Regions from separate parts of the Mus musculus genome. Here all the other regions are linked to region 3. A link is a contact called in ENCODE Hi-C or POLR2A ChIA-PET data. All regions are on one chromosome and are shown on one strand. The core of a region is the stretch at or near the end of the contact, and the rest is flanking DNA. Distances in the headings are between cores, read along the strand shown.

What was found. Hi-C counts contacts between places; a loop is a spot of excess contacts on that map. ChIA-PET counts read pairs that join two places held with the same protein, here RNA polymerase II (POLR2A).
Region 1: POLR2A ChIA-PET joins it to region 3 with 16 read pairs in Patski. The contact joins the enhancer-like site here to the promoter of Psmb6 in region 3. A Hi-C loop is called at or near these places in 1 of 37 maps with a recorded cell type or tissue (mouse trophoblast stem cell). POLR2A ChIA-PET finds 5 or more read pairs at or near these places in 2 of 5 experiments (Patski and embryonic stem cell).
Region 2: a map of heart shows a loop between it and region 3 (5-fold over the local background). The contact joins the promoter of Mink1 here to the promoter of Psmb6 in region 3. A Hi-C loop is called at or near these places in 6 of 37 maps with a recorded cell type or tissue (CH12.LX, heart and left cerebral cortex). POLR2A ChIA-PET finds 5 or more read pairs at or near these places in 4 of 5 experiments (Patski and embryonic stem cell).

What each region holds. Positions count from the first base shown.
Region 1 is chr11:70,584,285-70,586,984 of GRCm38, reverse strand. All of the region lies in intron 1 of Mink1 (misshapen-like kinase 1 (zebrafish)), which reads right to left. Among named protein-coding and RNA genes, the nearest start is that of Gm51905, 15 kb to the left of the region's middle. Within about 2 kb of position 1,372, at least 2 of the 3 ENCODE cell types and tissues checked have a DNase peak (open chromatin) inside an H3K27ac peak, as active enhancers do.
Region 2 is chr11:70,561,465-70,564,164 of GRCm38, reverse strand. Mink1 (misshapen-like kinase 1 (zebrafish)) reads right to left here and starts at 1,284. Exons shown (of 33, transcript NM_001045964.1): 1 at 1,039-1,284. The coding sequence starts at 1,095.
Region 3 is chr11:70,523,966-70,526,665 of GRCm38, reverse strand. Psmb6 (proteasome (prosome, macropain) subunit, beta type 6) reads right to left here and starts at 1,309. Exons shown (of 6, transcript NM_008946.4): 1 at 1,171-1,309; 2 at 714-781; 3 at 241-372; 4 at 1-122. The coding sequence starts at 1,269.

The sequences.
Region 1 (2,700 bases), core at 123-2,622, 60 kb before region 3:
CCTTGGTGATGAATCTGTCCTTAAGTTATTTCTGTCCCTGTAAGCAACCCTCATCCATATTCCTGTAAGTAACCCCAATAAAACTCATTGGTTCACCAAGTTGGACTTTGGTGGTATCTGTACTTTGGTCTGTTGTGGACTCCCTATCGAGGGTAAATTAAAAGTTTTGTCACATAACATGAGGTGTGTAACATGCTCAAGGCTGGCAGCCCGTTAAGTAGTGGAGGCAGGATTTAAGGTATAAAGGCATGCAGCTGCTTCCAGAACCAGCCATCCCTTTATGTGACCTACCCTGAGTAAGCTCTTACAACCAAACAAGCTGGACAGCACATTGCTATTCTACCTTACACAGGATTACGTTTCCTCCTCCCCAGTAGAACAGGAGCCATTTAAGGACAGGATGAAGACAGCACTTAGGTGTTATACACAGAATGAGGGCTGGCCAGACTTGTGCCAGAATGAAACAGCAATGCCTTCCCTTCAGCTCTGAATTTGTGGCATATGCAAAACTACTTTGCTGTACAGTGAGCACATACAGTCAGGCTCTGGCTGCCTCTCCCATCCTCTTACTAGTGCTTCTATGACTAAGCATCTATCATCTCATTCCTCTCATACGTTAGCATTTCCACATATGGCCATGTATGTTGTTGTATACCTTGAATCCCAGCGCTAGGGAGGTAGACACAAGCAACAACAATCTAAGTTCAAGGCCAGCTTGATCTACAAAGTTAGCCCCTACTCAAAAGGGGGCCAGGGTGGGGTTGGGACAATGGATGGACAGTAAAACTCTATGTATGAGTTGGGTACGGTGGTCTACTCCCACAGTTCCAGCACTGGGAGGCAGAGACAGGAAGACCATGAGTTCAAGCCCATCACTGGCTATATGCATTCAAGGTCAGCCTGGGCTATGTGAGACCTTGTTAAACAAAATCACATACTTTTTTTTCTCCCTCTGGGAAACTGTATAACGTAGCCTGAGGGCTAGCTCCAGGTGATACATTCATTGTAAAGGCTAAGAGGGCTTGGGAAGCAAGTGCAGGGAAGGACAGGATAGGATAGGATAGGATGCTACATCAGCCTGTTTGCTGATCCAGGAGTCTTATAATTATAGAAATTCTTGTCTGTAAGGGTTCATTACTAAATCCAGAGAAGCTGCTAGCATGGTAGAAAGATCTGGAAACATAAAATCTAGAGGAATTCCTTAGGAAAGAAACATTAAAGACAAAACAAGAAAGCCAACTAGAAACAAGAGAAGGACTGGTCTCACGTGGGCTTCAAGCCCAGCCGTAATTACTCACTCAGCTGTACCCAGCAGGCCACTGCAGTCAGTGCCTCACCTCTCCCTGCCCCGTGGGAACTGGGCCAGGAGGTAAAGCTGCCACAGGGTGTGGGCGGACCGGACAAGTCTTGGCTAGCCAGCTGTGAGGCTGGAGGACCGGAACCCCCACCCTGACTCGCTCCAACCTTACTCCCAGCAGAGTTCCCTGTGATGACCAACAGCACAGAAGAGACCAGAGGAGCAAAGAACCAGGGGTTATGCAGGAAGAGATTGGAAACTTGAGCTCTAAGATGAACAAGAGGCTGGGCAGCTCACCCTGGAAGTCTCTGTGTATCTGGTACCATTTCAGAGGCTAGAGCAGGCTCCTGCATCCCTGCTTGAATGAGAACAATGGGCCTGTTTTCCTCAGCTCTTTCTGTAATCTAGAAGGCCCATATAAAGCATGGTGGGCTGGGGGGTTATAAAGGCAGTGGCAGAACACCAATAGACAGCTTGGGAGACGGACATTTATTATTTATTACTTATTCATTTTACATCCCACTCATTGCCCCCTCCCAGCCACCCCCTCCCACAGTCCTTCCCCCAACCCCCTCCTCTTCTCCCCAGAGCAGGTCAGGGTTCCCCTGGATATCTCCCCACCCTGGCACAAGTCTCTGCGAGGGTAGGTATATCCTGAGGGAAGGAATTTTTGATCTCTCATAAACTCATCGCTCCTTCAAAGCCACTTCAAACATTAACACTTAAGTGTGAGCACTGTGCAAATGCAACTTTGAAATGCATCCTTCAGTTCCATTCCCGACCAGATTACCAGTTTAAACCACTATTATTGAGAGTGTCTGGAGCACCACCAGGGGAGCATCAAACAGGGTTTCCCAACAACTTAAGGGCCACCAGGATCACACACCTTTCTCAGTTCAGGCAGAAGTTAGGAGAGGCAAGTGTTCTGGTAAAGTACGGCAGCCTTTCACATCCTTCATCTAGATAGGAGTAATTAAGGATGTGCAAAAGAGAGACAGCAAGATGAGCATGTGTGCAGGAGAGAAACCAGGGGCTTTGGGGAGCTTGGAGATACAAGAAAGTCTCACAAGATCACCTCTGCCTTCATGCCTAAGCAGAGATGACATACAGCTCCAAGGACCCAAAGGAAATGCAGAGACAGACACCAGCCTTCTCAACAGGTGAGCTGAGTGGGTCTCCATCTCCCAACCTCAGAAAGCAGGCAATAGAACCTGTTCTCAGCCCCAATGGTTAAATGTGGAAAGCAGGCCCCTAGCTAAAGCACTGGACAGGTTACATCCTTAGGGGAAAGGAAGTGGATGGAGAAGGGCTCCCTAGAGGACCCCTCTTCAATGACCCTGAACCTGAAGAAGAGAAGAGAGTGTATAAACATTCTGAAGGCTAAAATCCTCATCAAACTGTCA
Region 2 (2,700 bases), core at 35-2,534, 38 kb before region 3:
TCTGAGAAGGTAAGCATGAGGTGGGGAATCCTGCTCTAGCTACACCTACGCCGCCGGTTGGGAAAGCTCACCGGGCATGGAATCAAAACACCACCTGGGAGACAGTCTGGAATGGTTCACCTTGAAATTTCTATGTTGCCCTTAAGACAAAGCTGCCCGCTAGAGAACACTTACAAATGCTGAACTGAAAATTCCGGGAGGAGAGAGAGTAAGTGCCCCACGTGGAACAATAAATGGGTTATTTGAAAGCATTCCTGACACAGTTGTTTCCTCTTAACCGCTTCCCTAATGAACCCCTCCCTCCAACTCTCCTTTGCCTCCACTCCCACTAGTTCCCTCCCTACTGACCTCAGGCAGCGTGTTGTGTGTGCGTGTGTGTTTGTGTGTGTGTGTGTGTGTGCTTGTACATGTATGTAAACATCGTCTTCCGGCCCGAGTTTCCGAGGAAATCCAGGCTTCCCTTCCTCCCACTGTGCACTTGTCTGTCCTCCCAGCCCCACGCGGCTGCAGAGTTAGTAATGTAATATTCAGGGACCCCGAGACCGGAAATGCCTGGGTCTGAAAAGCTGCACTTGAAACACGAGAAAAGGGATAGGGAAAGTGAACGTGGGATGGAGACGTAGGAGGTGTGTGGGGTGGAGCGAGGAGGTGAAATCCGCCCAACTTGCAATTTAGGGGTAGGCGAGGAAGAAAACGAGGGATGAGGGGGAGGCTGAGGCAGTTGCAAAGTCAAAATTCCAGGAGCCAGAAGAGGAGGTGGAGGAAGCAGACATGAGGGCCGAGAGAGGGGGGACACAAGAAAGGCTCTGCAGGTGATGCAGGGCTGTGTTTAGGGACACCAGAGGTGACCCTCAAACGCCTATAAAGGAGGGGACTCGGATCCCAGCAGCAAGGTAGGGGTGGCACGCAAGTGTGGGGGAGGGCAGCACAGGGTGGGGACCAAACTGGCTCCCAGAATCTCCAGAGGGCGAACCCCCGGGCGGCGAGAGCTCGGGGTAAGGGCAGGGGTCGCGGGCGCGAGGCTGGGGTGGTGCTCACCCGCAGGGCAGACAGGTCGATGTCGTCCAGGCTGCGGGCGGGGGCTGGGTCGCCCATGGCCGCCGCGGGGCCACTCACGCTCCGGCTCGCTCACTCCGCTGCCGCCGTCGCCGCTTCTCCCCCATCGGGGGACTCGAGGGGCGGGCTCCACCGCGCCTGCCCCGAAGGCCGGGGAGGGGGAGGGCCAGCGGGAGGACCGACCCAGCGGCTGACAGGCGCTCTCACCCGCGCGCCTGCAACCCGAGTCGCCGGCTGCCCTGCGCACGCGCAGAGCCGACCGTGACGCGAACGCGCCGGGCGCCCCCTCCTGCGGGGCGCCGACACCTGCGCGCAGGCGCAGGAGAGCGGGCGGAGGGCGAGCGCGGACCCAGTCTCGCTAGAGCCTGGAGTGGAAGGAGCGCGACCACCCGCTGGTGCGCGTGCGCATACACCTTCCCTTCCTTTTCCCCCTTTTATTATTGTTGCCTCCTCTCCTCTAGTTCCTTCGTTGATCTTTATTTGACTCCTTTTCTTCCCTTTCCCTCTTTCGTGTGCCCAGCTGCCAATCAAACCACCTACCTCTCGATTTGCGGGGGAAGGGAGGCGGGACCCAACCCCCTCTATTACTAGGGGGGTTGTTATGGTAACTCCCCACGCGAGGGCTGCTGGCCTCTAGATAGGACGTGCTGTCCACCCACCCAATTGCCATGGTAACAGTGGAGCCGCTGAAGGAGGGGCCACTCCGTGAGAACTTGGCTGGAGAAACCACGTGGGAGGGAAGGACGGGGCTACTGTCTGCCCTTTACTCCCTTTCTAGGCTGGAGTGGGGATGTTGGGAGCAGATAGGCACTCCTACTGCACACGTCTGTATCTGCTTCTCTTAGCACAGTGTTCTGCAGGAAAGAACTATCCCTGGAGTTGCTAGTGGTAAAGCAGAAGAAACTGTATCCAATCCCTTCAAATGTTTTTCCAGCTCCTCAGATCTACTCCTGTTGGCACAGCACCTCCAGCCGGTTAGTCTCACTAGAGGATGGGTGAGGCTTTGTAACTATAGACAGACATGTTCTGCCACTGACTAATGTGTTGTCTGACCCTGAGCAAGCAAATTTGCCTCTGGGCTTTTCTTTCTCTATGAAGTTGAGGGGAGAAGGTTCTGAGTTTTCAAGAGCTCTTCCAACACTAACACTCCCTCTGAAAATGAATATAAACATTGCTTAGGTGAGCTTGAATTCTCTGGAGGCTTCTTGGCACATTTGGGTGCACATTCAAACTTGCTCCGGGTACTCTCCTGACTCATTTACCTTGCCCCTGATATGCAAGCCACAATCCCCATTTGGCCTTCCCACATGGCCTCTCTGCCTGGCACCTTCGATTAAATTCTTCATTATCCAGAAGTGATTTTTTTTTCTAAAACTTAAATCTGGCATCATTGTCCTGTTTAAAACGGTTTTCTGAACCCCACCATTCAGGAAGCTGAGGCAGGAGGATTACATTTTCTATTAGCCTGGACTATAAAATGACAGGGGGAAAAAAAAAAAAAACAAAATGAGAAAAAAAAAAAAAAAAAAAAAAAACACCGTTTGATGACTCCCACTGCCTTGTGGGTAGTGATATCAAAGACTTTCAAGATTCTGCTGTTTCTTTGACCTTATGTATATATATTTTTCTTTTCTGGTCTTATGT
Region 3 (2,700 bases), core at 60-2,559:
CTTCTTGAGGGTCCCAGCCTGCAATGATGATTCCTGCCATCAGATCTTCTCTGTACCGGTAACACATCTCCTTAAAGAGACTGGCGGCTGTGTGGACTAGTGGAGGCTCGTTCAGTTCAATACTAGAAGGTGGGGTTGGAAGATCACAAACAAAGCAATATCAGGATCTGGAGTCAGGCCTTTTAGTGCCTTATGTTCCAGAGCCTTCAGGGTCGTTGTTCCTCCCCTGCCCACAAGTACCTGTGGAAACCAAGCTGGTAAGTGACAGCGTCTGCCACTGCTTGGGTATCAGCGGCTGAGCCTGAGCGGCAGCAGAAGATGTGATCGTGGATAGGGGTCAGCTTGTCAGTCACTCGATTGGCGATGTAGGACCTGCAGGATGGCGGAAACAGTGAGAAGGAGCCCACTTGCCTCCCTCCTCCACCACATCACCGTCTACTCCCTGCAGCTCCAGGGATACAAATACTGCTACCACCTACTAGTCCTCATGGAAAATGAAGCCGGATGAATGGAGAACAGACCTTTACTGGTAGTTCACCAAAGGGTGAGGGGGCCTGGAAACCACAGAATTAGGAACAAGTCCTTATTATCTCCAGGTAGTGGAGAAACTTCTCTTGCCACAGTGGTCTGAGGAGGGTAAGGATGGGCTGACAGGCAGGAATGGTATATGTTTGGAGTAGGGGAAACGGGAAGACTTTCTGTTTTGAGCTCACCCAGTGGTTGTCCTGGAGTCCGCTCCTAGAACCACGCCCCCATTAAACTGCACAGCCATGATCGTGGTCTGGGAAGAATAGTGTAAAAAAGGTAACTCTTTTAGCCTTACCGCATTCTCGAGTATATACCGACCTCAATAATTCTTCACCCGGATTTTATAATGCAAAATTCGTGCTCCGCGAACCTATTATCAAATCTTAAGGGGGCTCAACACGTCAGAGAATATAAAAACTACAATCTCCAAACCCCAGGATTCAGACTCTTATGCTTCAGCCTACTGTTCACCTCTCATCACGAAAGGTATCACCCCACGCCAGCATTCAAGGAATCCCTCTCCCTCTCGCAGAACACAGCGCTCCCCCCCCCCCAACCCACTCAGTCAAACCCACTCGGGCTTCATGTTTTTCCTCCCGTCAGGCCTAGTACATGTCTTCCGAACTCTGGCTCTTTCCTCACCCCTGTGGAGACTTCCCGGTTTTCCCAGTCTGGGGTGAGAGCCTCCGGCCCAAAGGCCGGTGCAGACCCCGCTCGACGAACAGCTAAGGCGGCCGCCATCTTCCTCTGCTACTCTGCCACAAAGCAACCGTCGTAAAGCGCTCCGTCACTCTCTTTAGTCCGCCTCTGTGGCCTTCTGGGAGCGAAGCTGCTTGACGGCAGAAGGGAAAAGACAGAGGTAGGAACTCGTCGTTAGAGTCAGTGGGCACTTTACGGCAGTGTGTCAAATTACCAAAAAAAAAAAAAAAAAGAGGCGGGTCTAGGAAGGGGGGAAAAGGGCGGAGCCTCTTCTCAAAGATTTGCCTCACCAGAGGCTTGTGGCTCCCGGAGGCAAAGGATACTTGGAAATGAAGCCTAATTTACATTATAAGGTTTTAGGTGTGTGTGTGTGTGTGTGGGGGGGGTCGTTTGTTTGTTTTGGTAACTTGATTGTATAGTCTGAAGTATGTGGGTTTTGTAAATAACAACGTTGTGTCGCAATGTTAACAGGTTGGATACACTATAACCTGATTGGTGTCCTAGTTCAAAGAACCCACAAGATAAGAGTACAAACTGGAATGGTCAGGTCGTGTTTTCAATAGTCCGGGGTACCTACTTCCCGGGTCCCACAAGAACTTTTGAAGAAGCTACAATTGTTTTTTGGGAGCATCTATACCCCTTGACAATCACCCCTGCCATATCTGAGGGTTTCCACCGTTACACATTCTCACCTATGTATTATATTTTTAATACATTTTAAATCGTGCCATTCGAGCTGAGACGAAAAGATGGACCATCTAGAAACTGCCATATCCGGGGATCCATCCCATAATCCGCTTCCAAACGCTGACACCATTGCATACACTAGCAAGATTTTGCTAAAAGGACCCAGATATGGCTGTCTCTTGTGAAACTATGCCGGGGCCTGGCAAACACAGAAGTGGATGCTCACAGTCAGCTATTGGATGGATCACAGGGCCCCCAATGGAGGAGCTAGGGAAGGTACTCAAGGAGCTGAAGGGATCTGCAATCCTATAGGTAGAACAACAATATGAACTAACCAATACCCCCCCTGGAGCTCGTGTCTCTAGCTGCATATGAATCAGAAGATAGCCTAGTCGGCCATCAGTGGAAAGAGAGGCCCATTGGTCGTGCAAACTTTATATGCCTCAGTACAGGGGAACGCCAGGGCCAAGAAGTGGGAGTGGGTGGGTAGGGGAGTGGGTGGGGGAGCGTGTGTGGGACTTTTGGGATAGCACTGGAAATGTAATTGAAATAAATACCCAATAAAAAAATATGGAAAAAAAAAGAGTCATTACAATGAAGAAATCATTTCTTGTCTAATGAATTATGTAGGTTGGTTCTTTATATAAATACTTGGGCCAACTCAATTCTTGTATACTAAAATTCTTGATTTTATAATTAAATATGGTTTGTAGAATAAAAAAAAATCGTGCCATTCTAGTGCATGTGGACGTGAGTGTATGATTTTGATTTGTTTTCCCCGAATAA